Regions from separate parts of the Homo sapiens genome. Here all the other regions are linked to region 1. A link is a contact called in ENCODE Hi-C data. All regions are on one chromosome and are shown on one strand. Each heading gives the region's core, a stretch centred on a gene start or an enhancer-like site at or near the end of the contact. The rest is flanking DNA. Distances are from core to core; before and after follow the strand shown.

Region 1 (3,922 bases), core at 115-2,614:
CCACGACCCTGGGAAAGGACACGGTGGCTCCTGAGGCTTCTGTTCCAGGGACTCTGACTCCCCATTCCGCCCTGCACACTTGGTGTGGTTTTCTAGAACTCCTTTTTGAAATAGGAAGATCTGGAAGGTAGTCGCGTATGGTTTCAAGAGAGCTTAAAGTGACAGTGTGTTAGTAAAATGTTTCACAACCACTCTCAGCTGAGGCTGAAGGAGTGGGGACTGATTTGTAGTGTTTGCCAATTTCTTTGGTGTACACACTCCCGCCCTGGCCTATTTCAGGAAGCCAATGGGATGTCCCTGAGTGTGGAGTTGGAAAACACACCATCATACACTTTTACATAGTGTTTCCACTGTGTAGATACAGCAGACCTAGGACAATCCAAGGCCACACAGAGTAGTAAAATGCAACACAGATGATAGGAAGTTTTACTTTCTTTTTGAGACGGAGTCTCGCTGTGTCACCGAAACTGGAGTGCAGTGTCGTGATCTCGGCTCACTGCAACCTCTGCCTCCCAGGTTCAAGCGATTCTCCCTGCCTAAGCCTTCAGAGTAGCTGGGATTACAGGTGCCCGCCACCACACCTGGCTAATTTTTGTATTTTTAGTAGAGAGGGGGTTTTGCCATGTTGGTCTCAAACTCCTGACCTTAGGTGATCTGCCCGCCTTGGCTTCCCAAAGTGCTGGAAATACAGGCGTGAGCCACTGCGCCTGGCTGAGTTTTACTTATTTATTACTCTGCTTTTTAATTTATTTAACTGTAAGTTTATATATCTTAATTTTTAAATGATGAAGGTGGTAATAACTGGCTTGCAAAATTCCTGAAAACTTAAGAGTCCTCATGAGCTAGTCTTCACTGGCTCCAGCATCTGGGAGCACCACAATACTTTACCTAAAATCATTATGGCTGGATGTTAGAATACTGAGTTGTTCAGATTTTAGGCAGGTAATATGGAATATGTGTCATAAGATGTAACACCTCCTGTGATGTCTGAGGCAGGACCCTGTAGTCAAAATTTTGGTATTTCTGTAGCAAAATGTGAATATTCACCAAGTAAATAAATACTACAAATAATCTTGGATTGGTTCAGAGTTGCTTTTGCCACCAAATGTACTTCTAACAAACTTATGAAAAATTTTTCATTTTGAGAGTCATTTGATTTTGGAATTGTGGACAAGGCATCATGAATCTGTGTCATTGTGTTTGCAAGTCACGGTTGGTGTTCCAGGTCTAGAAGAAACTGTGTGTTTGCTTTCTCACAATGAGAAGGAGAAGAAACTCAGCATGATCTCCTACTTGGATCATTGGTGCCCTGCCGGAGCGGCGCCTCACCCCTGCGTTTCTGCAGCCTCTTCTTCCTAGAAGGCTCCTGTCCCGGTGACTCTTCCTGTACTTCATTCTTTCTGCCCAGCTCGTCTGGCCTCCACTCCTCACCAAGTGCTTCATGCAAGATTGATCTGATTTTTCTTTTCACTCCCTCGGTTGGTGTGCAGCCCCCGAGCACATACTTGAAAGAGTGAAGTGAAACTTACAGCCACCTCTGAATAAACATCCCAGCAGTGGAACTGCATGTCCCAAAGTGCTTGAAATCTTGGCTTCTGTGTCTTGGCAAAGCTTATTTTCTTTCAATTTCTATGATTCAGACAGGTTGCAATCTAGTCAGTCATTACCCACATCTTTCTACACCTATTGTAGCCTGTTTATCAGCGAATGTATCTCTGAAGGATTTCAGCTGGTAAATTTGCATTAGGGACAGAGGCAGTTGAGCCAGTGTCTCCCAGAGTGGTCATACGTGCTAGGTGCTCTGATTTCTTGATGTTCCTGTTGTTTTTAAGATCTCACATGGAATATTTGATGCTAGGAACCCTAACTTACCGAATTCAGAGGTTTTTCTTCAGTATTACTTTTTATGAGTGGGAAACTATAAAGATTACATTTTATTTATTTATTTATTTTTGAGACGGAGTCTCGCTCTTGTCACCCAGGCTGGAGTGCAGTGGCGGATCTCGGCTAAACAATTCACAGTCTTGTGCAATATTCTGTTTTGTTCATTTATTACACTTAGGATGAAGTGTCACACTTTGTGAGGTGATTTTTTTCCCTTGTCATTTGCCACTTGCCTAAGTGTACTTCGCTGTCTGACAGTACTGAATCAGGTCAGTTTTTAGGTGGCAGCAATTTATAAATAACCTTCTCTTTCCAAAGAAGAAGCAACAGCTTATTAGTGGTTTGTTTATGAAGCTTGCTTTTAGTTTTAGGCAGCCTGGATGTTAATTGTCTAATCAGAGTTGTGTTTCACCATAAACACTAATGTGGTCAGTGTTTGAGTTTCTGTTTCTCTTTCTTGGACTGGTATTGAAAGACATAACTGATTTTAGATGTCTAAGCAATGGCTTTTCTTTGTATTTGCTGTCATGTCTCCTTATTACCATGGTCTGTGGGGACTGGTGTATGAAAGTGATTTTATTGTCAGAGTGGCTTCCAGTTCTTGGGGCATTAAGACATTTCCAGTAATTTCTGTGGTTGCAGAGATAAAGTTGTTAGTGGGAAGTGTGGACCCCAGTGTAGTCAAGGTCTGGGTTGGTTGGACTTCGAATCTGTGAACACCCATTGTCTCCTTGGCTTTGGCAGATGCATCCTGGTTGCTCCTTTTGTAGTACTGCTCTTATTTCCTTCTGTGTCATTGGCTCTCTCATTCTTCACCAGAAATTGTTTTTTCATTTTGTTTTTAATTTTCTTTACCCAGAATATAACTCAATTCAGAATTGACTAGGTCTTCAAGAGAAGGAATCAAAAAGTTAGAATACGGGCCAGACGTGGTGGCTCATCCCAGTGCTTTGGGAGGCCAAGGTGGGAGGATCACCTGAAGTCAGGAATTTTGAGATCAGCCTAGGCAATACATTGAGACCCTGTCTCTACAGAAAATTAAAACATAAGCCAGGTGTGGTGACACGCACCTGTAGTCAAAGCTACTCTGGAGGCTGAGGTGAGAGGATCGTTTGAGTCCAGGAGTTTGAGGTTGCAGTGAGCTTAGTTACACCCATTGCACTACAGCCAGGATGACAGAGCAAGACCTTGTGTCTTAACAGAAAAACAAAACTTAGAAGTTGCTTCCTGTTATATTTCTAACTTTGACCCCAATTAAGTTTATCACTGAAGCCCTAATTTTTCTTTCGCTCAGTTACCCACCTAGGGGCCTCATCACTTTTTCTTTCAGTCTTTTGGTCATGAATATCAAAAATTTAATGTTTTAAATTAATTATGTCCCATCCAAGGTGTTGACTGTGTTGACTTCTGCTTAGAAGAGCAGGGTGATGAGTCAAGGCCACTGTGCCAACCCAAAGGGACAGGAGGTACCACTGTAAAGGTTCAACCAAGAATGGTGAGAACCATAATTCAAGACTTCACACTGGTGATTGTATTCTGGTGTGGACACTGTCCACACTAAAGATTGTGAGATGTTTTCAGGACCTTCTACAAGAAAACGTGATGGTTTTTGGGAAATAATGATTCAGTACTTGTAATATCTTTATATAGGTTTTAAATAGTGTTTCCTTGTAATATCTTTATATAGGTTTTAAATAGTGTTTTTAGAAAACTGAGAGATTAAAGATAAGAGCTTAGGCCTTTTCCCACTTGGATACTTGACATGTTGTTTACAGTCTTTGAAACATGTTGGTATTGTAAAGCAGTACTGCTAGCACTGTTACTTCTTTCATAGATGTTTGGGGTGATTATTAATGGAGACTTAGTTTTTCTCCAAATTTTCTTCTGTTCAGTGAAGTCACTGTAGTCACTGTAGATTTGAAGATATAACAACATTAAATGATTTAAGTACTTTTTATATGCATATTTGAGGGAGTGAGTAAAACTATTAGAATATTAAAAATTTTTTTTTTGTTATACTGAAGTCCTACAAGTGGCT
Region 2 (3,555 bases), core at 817-3,316, 1.0 Mb after region 1:
GACCCAGCCATCCCATTACTGGGTATATACCCAAAGGACTATAAATCATGCTGCTATAAAGACACATGCACACGTATGTTTATTGCGGCACTATTCACAATAGCAAAGACTTGGAACCAACCCAAATGTCCAACAATGATAGACTGGATTAAGAAAATGTGGCACATATACACCATGGAATACTATGCAGCCATAAAAAATGATGAGTTCATATCCTTTGTAGGGACATGGATGAAATTGGAAACCATCATTCTCAGTAAACTATCGCAAGAACAAAAAACCAAACACCGCATATTCTCACTCATAGGTGGGAATTGAACAATGAGATCACATGGACACAGGAAGGGGAATATCACACTCTGGGGACTGTGGTGGGGTCGGGGGAGGGGGGAGGGATAGCATTGGGAGATATACCTAATGCTAGATGACACATTAGTGGGTGCAGCGCACCAGCATGGCACATGTATACATATGTAACTAACCTGCACAATGTGCACATGTACCCTAAAACTTAGAGTATAATAAAAAAAATAAAAATAAAAATAAAAAATAAAAAAAATAAAAAGAAGGAAAAAGAAAAAAGAAAAAAAAAAAAAAAAAAAAAGATGCCCTGTGGGTGGATCACCTAAGGACAGGTGTTCGAGACCAGCCTGGCCAACATAGTGAAACCCTGTCTCCACTAAAAATACAAAAATTAGCCAGACATGGTGGCGAGCATCTGTAATCCCAGCTTCTTGGGAGGCTGAGGCAGGAGAATAGCTTGAACCTGGGAGGTGGAGGTTGCAGTGAGCCGAGATCACCCCATTGCACTCCTGCCTGGGAGTGCAACAGAGTGAGACTTGGTCTGAAAAAAATAAAAAATAAATAAATTTTAAAAGATGCCCTGAAGAAGGATCGGGGGTTCAGTTTATCCAAGAGAGCACTAACTTTTGGGACTAATTTTCCAAAAGCCAAAAGCCAAAAGCCTTCTTGGCAAAATCTCAGCGCTACCTCTTATAACCCTGCCAAACAGTCTTAGTGCTTTATTTTCTGTCTAGGGACCATCTATACTTTTTACCTAAAATGGAAGTGTATTTGTTCAGCAAACATTTGCTGCACACTTACTCTGTATAGAGTTTTAGAGGAAAACAAGGAAACAGAAGAAATCACATCTTTAAAAGGCTCACAGTTTAATTCAGAGACTTGCAGCCGTACCTTAGAGTTAGGCTAAGAGGGTTCACAGTGACCTTGGTTCCTGCTACTCATCTTCCCTTCCTAGTTATTTCTCTTTGCATCCCTCCTTTGCTAAAGTCTGGAGCTCTCTTGCTGCTCTCTGTCCATCTAAAGTAGCCTTTTGCATTCATTTACATAGACACATCTTTTGATGTTCCATGCTCCAAAACGAACTCTCGTGTTTTTTTCCATATCCCTAATAAGGACTCCCATGCTACAGAGTCTGACCCTAAATGTCTAAAGAAAACAGTCTTACGTGGGGATAAGGTGAACAAGATTAATAGGCTTAATTCTCCCCTTTCCCACCTCTCACTTAGGGAGGATTTATGTTTTAAATAACCTTTACACATGTAAATTAATTAGTCTGAAACAGTGTCATTGGTGGGATGTGTGAGCAGGGTGCTTGAGTGTCGCTTTCTGTTCTGATCGTGTGCTGACCTCCATGCTAAACTCTGAAATCACACATCAGTATGGACTCATTGAATAGTTACATAGAAGGGCCTATCTAGAAACAAACAAATGAAAATTACGTGGAGTATACATGGCTTCATAACATTTGAGGGCAAGCAAAATACAGAGAAACAAATCAAGGAAAAGGTTTGTTGAGACAGACTCCCTGGGGTAGGAATGTTTTCATGTGGGTTTTCAAGGGGGTGACGTCATATGCAAACCCGATCCCACTTTTTCTCCTTTCTTAGAAGTTCTGAAAGAGAGATGAGAGTGCAGATATAGATGAGGATAGTCTGTCTAAGGATAATACCAAAGGTAAGTGTGCTTTGAGGTTTAAAATATTTGCTGGAAGCTATTTACTGACTGGTTACTAGGAGACAGCATGACTCATTGCTAACTTCCCCTCCGGGGCCAGCGTTCAGTCATTTATCACCTAGCACATTGGATCAAGACTGATAGAATCTTTAGAAAAAATTATGGAGTTCTCTATTCTAGTAAGGAGGCACTAAACTGTGGAAATAAAATGATCCCTGAAGATGAGGTCCACTGAGAAAGCATCCCGACATGTGTTCTGTATGTACTAACAGTCCAAGGATTAATGTGTGGTGGAGAGATATATACAAGATAAAATACAAACAACGTACATATTAAACAACTGTACAAAGCAATATTAAACCAACGTCAATAGTGAATACTGTATCTTCCCTGAGGACTTCCCCCCCGACCCCCACCCCAGTTTCTGAATGAATATATTTACATTATAACTCGGTATTCCTAATTTCCATGAAACAACACACTTAAATATTCCTTTAATAATCTTTCTAAAGATTCAAATAAGTAGAATAGATGAGGGTAGATTCCAAACAATCAGGTCTTTCAAGATAATTCATAAATTTAAATATAAATTCTAAGATAAATTTGGAAAATATTGAGGGTTGAATTGACATATGGGAAAAAATTAGTCAAATCATTTATACATTGCCCACAACCACAGGGGCATCACTATAATGTAAAGTTTATTGGAAAATTTTTTTTAGATAGAATCTCACTGTGTCACCTGGGCTAGAGCACAGTGGCATGATCACAGCTCACTGCACCCTCAACTTCCCAAGCTCAAGCCATCCTCCCACCTCAGCCTCCTGGGTAGCTGGGACTACAGGCATGCACTCCATGCCCAGCTAATTATTATTACTATTATTTGTAAAGATGGGGTCTTACAATGTTGCCCAGGCTGGTCTTGATTCCTGGACTCAAGTGATCCTCCTACCTCAGCTTCCCAAAGTGGTGGGATTACAAGTGTGAGCCACTGTGCCCAGCCTCATTGGGAATTTTTACAAAGAAATGTCTTGACATATTTCCATAACAACAACATCAGAATTGTCAGAGACAAAGCCTAGATAATATAAACTTCATCTGATAGGAGAAGGAAAGTATTTAAACATCAAAAGAATGGGAAATGATGTTTGTGCAGTTATGTTTGTGAGTGTGAGAGTGAGTAAGCGTGCAGCATATTGTAAAAATAAGCGAAAGGTGATGTGGCAAGAGTGTGTTTTGAAATATTTATTGAAGCTTTCACTCTGTGTTTTGCCTTGACCTTCGCCTGTTCAAAGAGGTATCAAGGTCCGTGCTGTGGTAGGGTTCCCTACTGTAAAAGCTGTCAAAATTCTGAGTCCATTGAGAAGATCGGTGGCTTAAGAAAGAGTGCAAAGTGCAGCTCTCTCACGGGGAGAGAAGAGAGAGTAAAAGACAGAGAAGGAGGGAGGGAGGAAAGAAGAGGAGATTGCATTTTCTCAGAGCAATTAAGATTTCCCTAGTCCAGGCCAGACACAGTGGCTCACGCCTGTAATCCCAGAAATTTGGGAGGCCAAGGCAGGTGAATCACCTCAGGTCAGT
Region 3 (3,545 bases), core at 272-2,771, 1.4 Mb after region 1:
CGTGCCACTACATGCCAGCCTGGGCAACAGAGTGAGACCCCATCTCAAAATAGAAGAAGGAGAAGAAGGAGAAGGAGAAGGAGAAGAAGACAAAAACCTTTAAAACATATAAGAATGCAAACCAAAAAAATTCTAAGCCCCCCAACCAACCAAATGGATCTCCCTTTTGGCAAAAATGATTCCAAAGAAACCTGAAAAACTAATTTAGACCATGATCGGAAGTGGGGGGCCGTTGGACATGGCTCATTATATTCTCCCCCTTTTAAAGATCTGAATAGCAAGCATTTGCCATCTATTGTATCTAAGGGCTGCAACCTACGAGACTTCATCTACATAATAAAAACCTTGGTTTCTACAGCCCGTTATCTTAACCCAGACACTCTTTTCTATTGATTCCCAGTCTTTAGATAATAACTTAACTCTTTAAACCAATTGCTAATCAGAAAATCTTTAAATCTACCTATGACCTGGAAGCCCTTTTCCTCACCACCTCCCCCACAGCTCCACATTGTCTTGCCTTTCCAGACCAAACCAATATGTACCTCACATGTACTGATTGATATCTTATGTCTCCCTAAAACATATAAAACCAGGCTGTAACCCAACCACCTTGGGCACATGTTCTCAGGACCTCTTGAGGTTGTGTCACAGATCATGGTCCTTACATTTAGCTCAGAATAAATCTCTTTAAATATTTTACAAAGTTTGGCTATTTTCATCAACAAGAATTAACAACCATATTCTGATTATAATAATTACTGTATGCCTGACAGCATCCTGAGAACTTTTCCTCATGCAATCTTTCCAACATCCTTCTTGAAAAAATTCCATGACTTCTCCTCCACTGTGGACCAGCACAAAAGGGCTTCTGAGAGTTTTGGTAATTTGCTATGGGCATAAATCTAATGCCTTGTGGAGCTGTGGCTTTCTGAGACCCAGGTCTTGCATACTTCACAGGCCATAATTGTGAGCATTACATGACTGTCTTCTCCTCTGATTTATGTATGAAGGGACTCCAAATATATAAGAAGATGCTACCACACCCTGGGAGATTGGATTCCCCACTGCGCTGGCTTTCTCAAGCTCTGTGAAATGTGATGTTGGCTGGAACTTATCATGAAGAGCTTTGCTGTAAAACAGATCTGGGGTAAAGTGGGTCTTAAAAATCCTTTCTCTATACATCCATGTAGATAGAGACCATCTCCATTAACAGAAGAGGGAATGATGCCATTCTTATAAAGAAGCTGTACTGTGGGCACATTTATTCCTAAGTTGATAGTAGCTATTTTAACTATGAAAAGGATCTGCCCAGATGAAAGAGGGGCTGCCTGTGGAGCACAGCTGGATGGGGGAAGCAAGGTTTTCTGCTGGGACACCTGGCTTTGTTTATCAGGGGCTTTATTGAGACTTCTCTGTTTCATCACCCCATTCATTTCCTACCCATTCTTCTATATCTCTGCTTTTCTTTTGCAAACGTTTTTCACCTCTCCTCTTCTGCGTCTTACTGTCACAATGATCACTCACTGATAATTTAATCAAATGTGTCTAACGTCTTGAACTGACAAGTGAAATAGTCTCACAAAAATAAAATGGGGAAATGAAAATGAATAGTAGCTTAAAATGATATCTAGCCAACTTTCAATTTCCCCGTTACACTGACAGAAACAGAGAACACAGTAGCAAGAAGATACTCCAAAGAAATTACTTAAAATATCACTTTACCTCTCTCCCTAATCACCTGTTTAGCAAATGATAATACCTAATTTATTAAACTGTTACTTCATGAGTTTCAAAATGGGCAAATAATTAATATGAGATAAAGGGAGAAAATAAGCAAAAAGAGATATAAGACAATTTATATGCTACACTATGCTATAAACATACTATGTTATGTATAATTATACATATTTAATATATAATTTTCATTATATATCACAGATAATTACATTTCATATATTATATGCTAATATGTGACATATTATGGTATAGAATAATTATATTATGTATCAAATGTGTGTGTGATATGTATTTATGTACTTTTAGTCTGAAGAGTAAAATTGCATCATAAAGATTCTTACTGAATTTCCTTGATTTGGTAAAATCACGTATTCAAGTGCATATGTTCCAAAGTGCTGTTCTGTTGATATAATAGGAAAAAAAACCCTATTATCACAAAGGAATTGGGCTGTGTGTACAGTTAACTCCAAATCATTATTTTACCCTATATAGCATTATTTTTGAGATTTGACACAATTTTCCAGAGGAAAAATTTTAAATGCAAGAATTAGATCTTACCCTTTAGGACAACCTGCTTGCTGTCTCCCAGACAGTGTATCTTATTTCACATGTGCCCTGTATATTATGGAATTGCCTCCCTTGGAAAAACAACCAGAAAGCCCCAGAAGCACGTGGTAGAGGTAGTCAGGTTCATCTCCAAGTAACAAAGGAAGCTGAGACCTGGGTTAATAAAACAAGCCCAATTTAGTCTGCTCTTGTTTGGAAATTTCACCTTCAAAGGTGTTTTCTGGCTTGAGTTAGATTTAAGTTTCTGGGTATAAGTAGTGGAAGTTGTTTAGATATCCAGCATTTAGTAGACTCCTTTGTGTATTTGAGGAATTCCCTAATTAGGTCTTTGTATTAGTCTATTTTCATGAAGCTGATAAAGACAATTTACAAAAGAAAGAGAGGTTTAATCAACTTACAGTTCCACGTGGCTGAGGTAGCCTCACAATCTTGGCAGAAGGCAAGGAGGAGCAAGTCACATCTTACATGGATGGCAGCAGGCAAAGAGAGAGAGCTTGTGCAGGGGAACTTCTCTTTTTAAAAAACCATCAGATCTCATGAGACTTATTCACTATCACATGAACAGTACAGGAAAGACCCACTCCCATAATTCAGTCACCTCCCACCAGGTTCCTCCCATGACTCACGGGAATTGTGGGAGTTACAATTCAAGATGCGATTTGGGTGGGGACACAGCCAAACCATAGCAGTCTTTGTGGGAGATGAGACCTGCTCCCACTAGTGAAGCTAGAAGAAGTAGATTACCCCCTTTTTCCACCTCCCAGTCATAAAGTAGGCATTGTGGCCTGGGCTCAGCCAGTTTGGTTTTAAAACTGAAGCTGGTGATCAGAGTGGAGCAGGAGACATCAACTCTGGCAGCTGCAAAGCCCACACTGCCTGGCCTCAGGGGAAGCAGTGCTGAGGTCAGCAGCAGCCAGCTGCGGCCTGCTTAGCATGTGCTGGGCCTGGCCTTGACTGTGATTTCAGCTATCCAGCTTCTGTTGTTTTCTGCTTGTTCAGTTCCTGCATCTTTGCTCATCAGTATCATCCATTCAATTTCACTCTGGTTTAAGTCAAAGGGAGTTGGTTTCTCTTACTTAAAACCAAAAGCTCTGAAAGAATACTACAGATATATCTTTTTCACAAACCTGTGTTTTGTCCCAATGCAACATTTGTTTCCATAGTCTTATTTATTCTATGTAGAGCTAATCATAACTCAAACAGATTGTGGTCTGGGAGTAATATCTGAACTAATAAAAATA

What was found. Hi-C counts contacts between places; a loop is a spot of excess contacts on that map. Pooled maps may share reads with other maps.
Region 2: a map with no recorded cell type shows a loop between it and region 1 (6-fold over the local background). The contact joins two enhancer-like sites. A Hi-C loop is called at or near these places in 2 of 168 maps with a recorded cell type or tissue (PC-9 and endothelial cell of umbilical vein), 3 of 37 single-sample maps with no recorded cell type and 5 of 50 pooled maps.
Region 3: a map with no recorded cell type shows a loop between it and region 1 (5-fold over the local background). The contact joins two enhancer-like sites. A Hi-C loop is called at or near these places in 2 of 37 single-sample maps with no recorded cell type and 3 of 50 pooled maps.

The regions. Positions count from the first base shown.
Region 1 is chr10:34,536,178-34,540,099 of GRCh38, reverse strand. All of the region lies in intron 2 of PARD3 (par-3 family cell polarity regulator), which reads left to right. Among named protein-coding and RNA genes, the nearest start is that of PARD3, 280 kb to the left of the region's middle. RefSeq lists an enhancer at 1-220. Within about 2 kb of position 1,364, at least 8 of the 41 ENCODE cell types and tissues checked have a DNase peak (open chromatin) inside an H3K27ac peak, as active enhancers do.
Region 2 is chr10:33,507,827-33,511,381 of GRCh38, reverse strand. No RefSeq gene overlaps it. Among named protein-coding and RNA genes, the nearest start is that of LINC02628, 91 kb to the left of the region's middle. Within about 2 kb of position 2,066, at least 8 of the 41 ENCODE cell types and tissues checked have a DNase peak (open chromatin) inside an H3K27ac peak, as active enhancers do.
Region 3 is chr10:33,094,072-33,097,616 of GRCh38, reverse strand. All of the region lies in intron 1 of IATPR (ITGB1 adjacent tumor promoting lncRNA), which reads left to right. Among named protein-coding and RNA genes, the nearest start is that of IATPR, 21 kb to the left of the region's middle. RefSeq lists an enhancer at 985-1,650. Within about 2 kb of position 1,521, at least 2 of the 41 ENCODE cell types and tissues checked have a DNase peak (open chromatin) inside an H3K27ac peak, as active enhancers do.